Regions from separate parts of the Homo sapiens genome. Here region 1 is linked to region 2. Evidence: read pairs that join two places in POLR2A ChIA-PET (ENCODE). Cell type or tissue: HepG2. All regions are shown on one strand. Links, peaks and the distances in the headings refer to the core of each region. The heading gives the core; the rest is flanking DNA. Region 1 holds the start of LOC105375423 (a long non-coding RNA gene). Region 2 overlaps TMEM225B (transmembrane protein 225B).

Region 1 (4,384 bases), core at 244-4,243, 390 kb before region 2:
CTAACCTCTTTAATGAGGATTGTTATTGCTTTTTCTTGAAGTTTTGATTGCAAATATATATAGTTTTCAGTAGTTTGCCCAACTCTATTAATTTTGGTCTTGTTTTGCGTGCCAGACAGGGGCTTTCAAACAGAACAATACAGTTCATAAGGAACACAGGTTTAATAATTGCTCAGAGGAAAAAAGACCTACCTGGTACCCTCTCCACAAAGACAAATCCAAAGACACAAAAGAAAGGGAGGGCCGGGCATGGTGGCTCATACCTGTAATCCCAGCACTTTGGGAGGCCAAGGCTTGAGCCCAGGAGGTCGAGGCTGCTGTCAGCCGAGACCATCACGCCACTGCACTCCATTCTGGGCAAAACAGCCAGACCCTGTCTCAAAAAAAAAAAAAAGTGATTTACAAAGTATATTTATTTTTTAAAAGATACATTATCATGCTTGCTTTCACTCAGATAAAAATGCTACAAGATATTTTATGGGTATAGTAAGAGACAGTATGATGCCCTATTCAAATTTTGTGAAAATTGAATAGGTTGCTATCATTTCTACATACATCTTTCTTAACACTTTCTGGAATTTACTCCTCTTCCTCTTTCCACATTGCTTACTGTACAGAGAAGGAGGCTCCATAATGGGAAGGGATACTATCACATTTTTAATGATTATTAACAGTAAAAACAATGATAAACCTCCGACGTATTAATACTACCTGCCACACACACTGTGGTGGATGCTTTCTACAAATTAACCTAATCCATTCCTCCCTATTACAAGATATTATTGCTATGCCCCTAGAAACAAGGGATTTGAAAGTCAGAAAGGTTAAATAAATTGGCCAATAAGTGGCAGTCAGTTCTCCTGCTATACTATTTCTAGAAAACAAACCTTTATTTTTTAAGGGGCTTGGCTATTTTGAGCAGAAGTGATCTGTGGTCACACAGATCTTAATCACCACTCCCCGACAGAGAATAAACATTTATCAGGATGGGGCCGGGGAAGGTGGCTCACGCCTGTAATCCCAGCAATTTGGGAGGCCGAAGTGGGAGGATCACTGAGGTCAGGAGTTCGAGACCAGCCTGGCCAACATAGCGAAACCCTGTCTCTATTAAAAATACAAAAATTAGCTGGGCTTGGTGGCAGGCGCCTGTAATTCTAGCTACTGGGGAGGCTGAGGCAGGAGAATCGCTTGAACCCGGGAGACGGAGGTTGCAGTGAGCCGAGATCGTGCCACTGCACTCCAGCCTGGGCAACAGAGCAAGACCCTGTCCCCCATCCCAAAAAACCAAAAACAACCATTTATCTGGATGGTGTCGAAATATTTACCACTTCCCCTGCACTTCTGACTTTTCGAACTTTGTGCTTTTGCCTGAGTTCCATCTGGAATGTTCTTCTTGGATGGTGGAGCATGTCGTCCACCTAACCAATTCCTACCTCTCCTTTGAATACACACCACTTAGTGGAAGTCTTCCCTGATCCCTGCCGACAAGCTTTTCAACTGCATCTCTCTCTTAAGCTAACCCAAGTCAGTACCGGCACCCTTGCTGGAATGTCCCATTTTGGGAAAGGCAGTATTTCTTGTATGAATCTTCATTTGCTCTCTACTGGGGGTAAGTGCACGTTAGAGAATAATGAAAACTTCAAGTCAAGGGATGCAGAGTGCGTTTACCAGTTCAACAACCTGGACTTTCTACCAGGCCATTTTCAAACTGAGCTGCCACGGACAGCAGCATGGACTTTGGTGCTAGCGGGGTCGGCCTGAAATCTGCAGCCTGCATGCTCCAAGGATGCCTGAAAAGAAGGGTCGAACCATGGGCCGCTCCCAGGACCCACCCTTTTAGTCTTCCCAGCTGGCTCAGGAAACAAAGGGGGGCCGGAGAGAGGCGGCGCCCAGGGCGCAACAGCCGGAGACTGGCGCTGCGTGCCTGGGGACAGAGGCCTCGTGCTAGGAGCCCCAAGCAACTACACACCTAGCCGCTGGCAAGAACAAACAGCAGTGACAGCAACAAACAGAACCGACAGCCGCAGACCGCCGTCGCTGCGGCCCACAAAGGCCGGAAGTGTGGCGGGTGCCGGCGGCCGAGGCGCCCTCTCTAGGACTTCGGAGGGCCCGCATCTCGGTGGTTCCCTATACTGGAAGACCCCCGATTCCCAGGGCGTGTACCCTACGACGGGGGCCTCAAAATGAGTCAAAAGGGAGAAAAGCCTGGGCGCAGTGACTCGTACCTGTAATCCCAGTCCTTTGGGAGGCCGAGGTGGGAGGATCGCTTGAGGCCAGGAGTTCGAGACTGGCCTGGGCAACAGAGAGAGACCTGGTCTCTACCAAGAATTAATAAAATGAGCCGGGTGTGGTGGGGCACACCTGTAGCCCCAGCTATTCGGGAGGCTTAAGTGGAAGGATCACTTGAGCCCTGGAGTCAGAGGCTGCAGTGAGCTTTGCTTGCACCATTGCACTCCAGCCTGGGAAACACAGTGAGACCCCATCTCAAAAAGGAAAAAAAAGGAAAGAAGAGAGGGAAGGAGAGAGGGAGGAAGGACAGAGGGAGGGAGGAGGGAGAGAGGGAAGGAAGGAAGAGAGGAAGGAAGAAAGGAAGGAAGGAAAGAAGGAAGGAAGGAAGGAAGAAGGAATCGAATTCAGCGGCTCACCTGTGGAAGAGGAAATCCATTTACAATGCATCCAGGCCTGAGTTTCAGCTGAGGGGTTGGAGCATGGCTGATTATCATCCTGGCTTCCCCCAGAGACCAAGGAAACTGAGGCCTGGAGCAAGTTCTTGCTTGCTCAGGGTCTCACAGTGATCCGGGTCAGAAGCCAGGACTTGTGGGACCACGATTTGTGCCCTTTGCACTGCCTGGACTGCCTCTCATCATAAATGAATACGGATAAAATTCGTTATGCTTTCAAAGTGGTAGGAAACACATGACAGATCAAAGCAGACAAAATAGTGTGCAAGACTTTTGAGAAGACGCCTCACACTCGTCGGGATGGCTACAGTTTAAATATCCCTTATCTGAAATGCTTGGGACCGGAAATGTTTCAGATTTCAGAATTTTTTTTTGACTTTGGAATATTTGCTTTACTGGTTGAGCAGCCCTAATCCCAAAATCCTAAGTCTGAAATGCTCTAATGAGCATTTTCTCTAAGTGCCATGATGGCCCTCAAGTTCTGGTTTTGTAACTTTTGGAGCTCAGATATTTGGATTAGGGATACTCTCCCTGTACTAAAAACAAACAAACAAACAAACACAAAAAACCACCACCACCACCAACAAAACAAAACAAAATAGCAGGTGTTTGGTGAGGATGTGGACAAATTGGAATCTTTGTGCATTGCTGGTGGGAACATAACATGGTGCAGCCCCCGTGAGAAATAGTACAGCGCTTCTTCAATAAAATTAAAAATAGAATTGGCTGGTGTGGTGGCTCCCGCCTGTAATCCCAGCACTTTGGGAGGTGAAGGCAGGCGGATCATTTGAGATCAGGAGTTCCAGACCAGCCTGACCAACATGGCAAAACCCTGTCTCTACTAAAAATACAAAAAAAAATCAGCTGGGCGTGGTGGCTCACGCCTGTAATCCCAGCTACTCGGGAGGCTGAGGCAGGACAGTTGCTTGAACCTGTGAGGGGGAGGTTGCAGTGAGCAAAGATGGTGCCACTGCACTCCAGCCTGGGCGACAGAGCTAGATTCTGTCAAAATGAAATGAAATGAAATGAAATAAAATAAAATAAAATAATCTCTGAAGGCTAAAGAGAGAAATTGGGTCAGCTGAAGAGTTTACAGATTTGCAGAGAATAGAGGCAAGGAAGCTTTGTGAACTACTTTTAGGTTGTGAAACTTGGTCTTGATTCAGCCCCCACATGGTCTTCATATACAAAGCTTCTTTGCAGAGGAAGCTCTTTGGAGAAAGATAACTGGTGAGATAGAAAGCACAGCCAAGAGATAACAAGGGAGACTTCTCTGGAGAATTTTGTGGATGAAGAGGAAAAACAAATCCATAAGGTCATGGGGATAATGAGTTATTTGAAATCAGAAAGAGTGATTAACATGGAGGCGGGGCGCAGTGGCTCATGCCTGTAATCCCAGCGCTTTGGGAGGCTGAGGCAGGCGGATTGCCTGAGGTCAGAAGTTCGAGACCAGTCTGGCCAACATGGTGAAACCCCATCTCTACTAAAAATACAAAAAAATTAGCCGGGCGTGGTGGTGTGCACCTGTAATCTCAGCTACTCGGGAGGCTGAGACAGGGGAATTGCTTGAACCAGGGAGGTGGAGGTTGCAGTGAGCCGAGATTTCGCCACTACACTCCAGCCTGGGCAACAGGGCGAGACTCCATCTCAAAAAAAAAAAAAAAAAAAAAAAAAAAGCAAACCAAACCAAAGCACACAAACAA
Region 2 (4,384 bases), core at 118-4,117:
GGGATAAGGAGTCAAAGTTGCTGTTGAAGCCCCAGATATCCCAGAGTCTACCCTTGGGTTAACCAAGCCTGGTTAATTTTTTGTGTTTTGTTGTTGTTGTTGTTGTTGTTGTTGTTGTTGTTGTTTTGAGACAGGGCCTCACTCTCACTCCCAGGCTGGAATGCAGTGGCATGATCACAGCTCACTGCAGCCTCGAACTTCTGGGCTCAAGCAGGAGCCCTCCAACCTCAGCCTTTTGAGTAGCTGGGACTACAGGCACATGCCACCATGCTCAGCTAATTTTCTCATTTTTGTAGCAACAGGGTTTGGCTATGTTGCCCAGGCTGGTCTTGAACTCCTGGCCTCAAGCAATCCTCTCGCTTCGGCCTCCCAGAGTGCTGGGATTACAAGTGCAAGCCACCGCATCCAGCCCTGAGCTAATTAGATTTTGTCCTCTCTGCTCCCACCCTGTTCTTTCACCCCCCACCTCTGTCCCAACACTGGCCCCATCTCCCTCTCTCTCCTCCCCGCCTCCATCCCTCCTTACTGGATAAGGGTCGAGGCTTCCAGCATTTGGCATTGAAGCAGTTCTCAAATAGGCCACTGAAAAAGACTTCGTGGGACTCCTCGTTTGTCAGTCGCACCCAGAAGGGAAAGATGGAGACCACCAGTATAATCAGGTAGCCTAGGGAGGTTAAGGCTGGGACTATGGCCCAGGAGAATCCCTTCATGTCCTTGTCCTCTAACGTCAGCATCACCTGTGTAAGAGAAAAGTGATCGTGGAGGTGGGACACCGACCCAAATTCTCCTGCAGCACAGAGGGAAGGAGACAGTGGCTGGGGAAATGTCAGTGCTGTGTGTGGCGCATATGTGAAACTCAGTAAATGATGATTTCTTTGCTTAACTTTACAGCCTATACACCTCTGCAGCAGACCAAAAAAAAAATGCATAAAATGCTTTCTGTCGCTAAATCACTGGGTGATCTTGGGCATGTCAGGTTCCCTCTCTGAGCCCTCTTCCTCTGGTAAACTGAGGAGGTTGAACTGGGCCATTCACAAGGCCTCCTCAGCTTTAAAGTTCTCAACTTTCAGCTGGGTGCGGTGGTTCACACCTGCAATCCCACTACTTTAGGAGGCTGAGACAGGCGGATCGCTTGAGTCCAGAAGTTCAAGACCAGCCTGGGCAACATGGCGAAACCCCGTCTCTACCAAAAATTAGCCAGGCATGGTGTTGCACACCTGTAGTCCCAGCTACTCAGAAGCCTGAGGTGAGAGGATCGCCTAAGCCCAGGAAGGTCAAGGCTGCAGTGAACCATGATCACACCACTGCCCTCCAGCCTGGGTGACAGAGCAAGACCTTGTCTCAAAAAAAAACAAAAAAAAAAATTAAATAATTTAAAAAAAAGAAAAAAACTAAAGTTCTAAGCTTTCAATTCTTTTTTTTTTTTTTTAAGATGGAGTCTCGCTGTTGTCAGCCCAGGCTGGAGTGCAATGGCACCATCTCAGCTCACTGCAACCTCTGCCTCCCAGGTTCCAGCAATACTCCTGCCTCAGCCTCCTGAGTAGCTGAGATTACAGGCGCCCGCCACCACGCCCAGCTAATTTTTGTATTTTTAGTAGAGACAGCGTTTCACCATGTTGGCCAGGCTGGTCTCGAACTCCTGACCTCAGGTGATCCACCCGCCTCAGCCTCCCAAGGTGCTGGGACTGCAGGTGTGAGCCACCATGCCTGGCCCTAAGCTTTCAATTCTATCAACAGCCACCTCTACTGGCCATCAGGACAACTCCAGCCTATTTTGCAGTCAACTGTCTTCCTTTTGGGATTTCAGACTGAGAACCAAGGGGAGATATTCAGACCAGAGCCTTAGGTGCCCTTATTCAGTGACTGGCCTTCTGACCACAGGAACTGTGGGTTTAGGTGGGGAGAGGTCCATGTGCACAGGAGGAGCCCCTGCTGAGAAATGAGCAGGTCATGTACAAACAGGAAGTTTTACAAAGAGTTCTGGTGTTTCATAGAGCCTCCTGCAGCCTGGGCCCTCAGTGAAGGATCCCTATCACGTGGAGTTCCTCCCCCAAACCCATCTTCTCTTTCATCACCATCTGTCACTAAGATGTCTCCTTTTGTGGCCAGTCACTGGTGGCTCATGCCTATAATCCCAGCATTTTGGAAGGCTGTGGTGGGAGGATCGCATGAACTCAGGAGTTTTGAGACCAGCCTAGGCAACACAGTCAGACCAGTCTCCACAAGAAATTGTTAAAAATTAGCCAGGCTGGGGGCATGTGCCTGTCTGTAGTTCCCAGCTACTTGGGAGGATGAGGCAGGAGGAACTCTTGAGCCCAGGAGTTAGAGACTGCAGTGAGCTATGATCATGCCGCCGTACTCCAGCCTGGGCAACAAAGCAAGACCTTGTCTCTGAAAGAATAAAAATTTTCAAAAGATGTCATCTTTTGAATGAGTAGTTACACCGTGGTGGGTAAGTGCTGGCTGGTCTTGTCTCAGCTTCATCACTTCCTAGCTGTGTGATCTTGGGGAAGTTGCTCAGAGTCTCAGGACCTTGCTTTCCCCATCTGGAAAAGGAAGGATATAACACCTGCCTAAGGATAAGGAAGGATATATTATAACACCTGCCCAATGATAAGAATACAACACCTGCCACTGAGAGGACCAAATGAAATAACGCATACCAAAGTGTCCAACACAGTGCTGAGCACTCAGGTGCTTGGTTAAAGTTGGGAGGGCAGGGATGGAGGGCAGACTTCTAAAATTCAGATATCCCTGTGGGAGAAGGGGCTGGAGGCCACACCCAACTTCAGGACAAATTGTTTCAACGAATCTGCTTTCCCCTCTGTCTGTGCTGAGCCTGGCAGCTCTGAGGAATGAGAGTTATCCAGCAATGGGAAGGAAGGAAGCAGGGACGGTGATTGGAGCTGCAGGGAGGGTGGGCCTGGCCAGAGGCCTCCAGGTGGCACTGTGATGACCCTCGCTACCTGGCAGTGCAGAAAGGGGGCATCAGGTGAAAGGAAGATGTGACAAGGGAGGTGCACCCCAAGATGACAGTCTTTCTTTCCAAGTCCTACCCAAAGCCAGACCTGGGGACCCTTGCCTGTGCCAGGCTGGGCTTGGCAGCATCACGGTTTTCAAGCTGTGCCTGGGCAGTAGAGAGCACAAGGCCCTCGAAGTGAGCATGCTTTCCTCCCCTGCTCCCACACCCTGTGCAAACCTTGCCCAGTGCAGACACTGGGGCCTCTACCCAATCCCCATGCAGACCCTCACTGCAGCCAGGGAAGGGGGCGTCTTTGCCCATGCAGACACTTGCTGCAGCCAGGGAAGGGGGCGTCTCTGAGAGCTACCAATGGCTATGGCTGAACAAGCCTAATGGCAGAGGGCAGAGGTGTGGCTCCCTTCCTGTACCCCCCACACCCAAGTACCCTGGTTATAAACAGGTAAACACATGTTCATCTTCGATGCTGTCAGAGTGACTTGAAAATGTTTGTACTTTCTCTTCCTTTCTGACATTCTCTAGTTTCTCTTCTTCCCACTTGAAAAATTGAATTATTCCCTTCTTTCCTTATTATATTTTGTTTTTAGATACAGGGTCTCACTCTGTCACCCAGGCTAAACCTCCTGGGCACAAGTGATCCTCCCACCTCAGCCTCCTGAGTAGCTGGGACTACAGGTGCGTGCCACCACGCCCAGCTAATTTTTTAATTTTTTGTAGAGACAGGGGTCTAACTATGTTGCCCAGGGTGTCTTAAACTCCTGAGCTTAAGTGATCTTCCTGCCTTGGCCTCCCAAAGAGTTGGGATTACAGGCTTGAACCACCACACCCAGCCCTTCCCTCTCTTTAAATGTCCCCTTTCCATCTCCCATCCACTCTCCAGGTCATACAAGTCACCCCAACCTCAGGGCTTCCACTTCCTTCTATCTAAAATGATGAAGTCTGTTGGACCAGAGGGCATTGAGGCATCCTTCTAGTATTAGAACTCAATGGGAAGGAGTCATGGCTGCATCTTGATCCTGTCCTCTGTATAGATGGGAGTACACTGGGCATTCTCATTTGATAGGGGGCACCTCTTCCTGTCTACCCCATCTCCACCTGTATGTGACTAGAAGTGATCTCTGTCTCCTTTATTTTCTACCTTTTTTTCTCTCCTTCACCCAAACCCTAGCCTTGAGCTCATGCTGGTTCTTCCCTCTCCCCAACCCCACTTCCATCTCATCAGCCTTCCTCATCTTCTCAGTTTTCCCTTCATAAAGTTCCCCAACCTTCCAACCTTCCTGTCCCCACGCCTGCCACGTCTCCCTCCACACCTGGAACATCACCGTCATCCCCAGGCTCCTCTGGCCTCTGTACCTGGTGATTTGGTTTGGCTGTGTCCCCACCCAAATCTCACCTTGCATTGTA

Evidence for each region. ChIA-PET counts read pairs that join two places held together with the same protein. Peaks named below come from ENCODE experiments on the same cell type or tissue, not always from the same donor. Only the 100,000 strongest peaks of a DNase experiment are listed, where the experiment ranks them.
Region 1: POLR2A ChIA-PET joins it to region 2 with 6 read pairs; 2 of 35 experiments call an interaction of 5 or more read pairs at or near these places.

Annotation. Positions count from the first base shown.
Region 1 is chr7:99,995,372-99,999,755 of GRCh38, reverse strand. LOC105375423 (a long non-coding RNA gene) reads right to left here and starts at 2,681. Exons shown (of 3, transcript NR_159960.1): 1 at 2,646-2,681; 2 at 264-373. RefSeq lists enhancers at 2,104-2,223, 2,234-2,323. In HepG2, for the core only: a CTCF peak has its summit at 2,047; DNase peaks (open chromatin) are centred at 1,398 and 1,975; H3K4me3 peaks cover 1,122 bases.
Region 2 is chr7:99,600,739-99,605,122 of GRCh38, reverse strand. It overlaps TMEM225B (transmembrane protein 225B), which reads right to left. Exons shown (of 6, transcript NM_001195541.3): 3 at 527-737. The coding sequence starts at 734. Among named protein-coding and RNA genes, the nearest start is that of TMEM225B, 4.7 kb to the right of the region's middle. In HepG2, for the core only: CTCF peaks have their summits at 1,744 (motif pointing left) and 2,959 (motif pointing right); no DNase peak of the experiment used is centred there.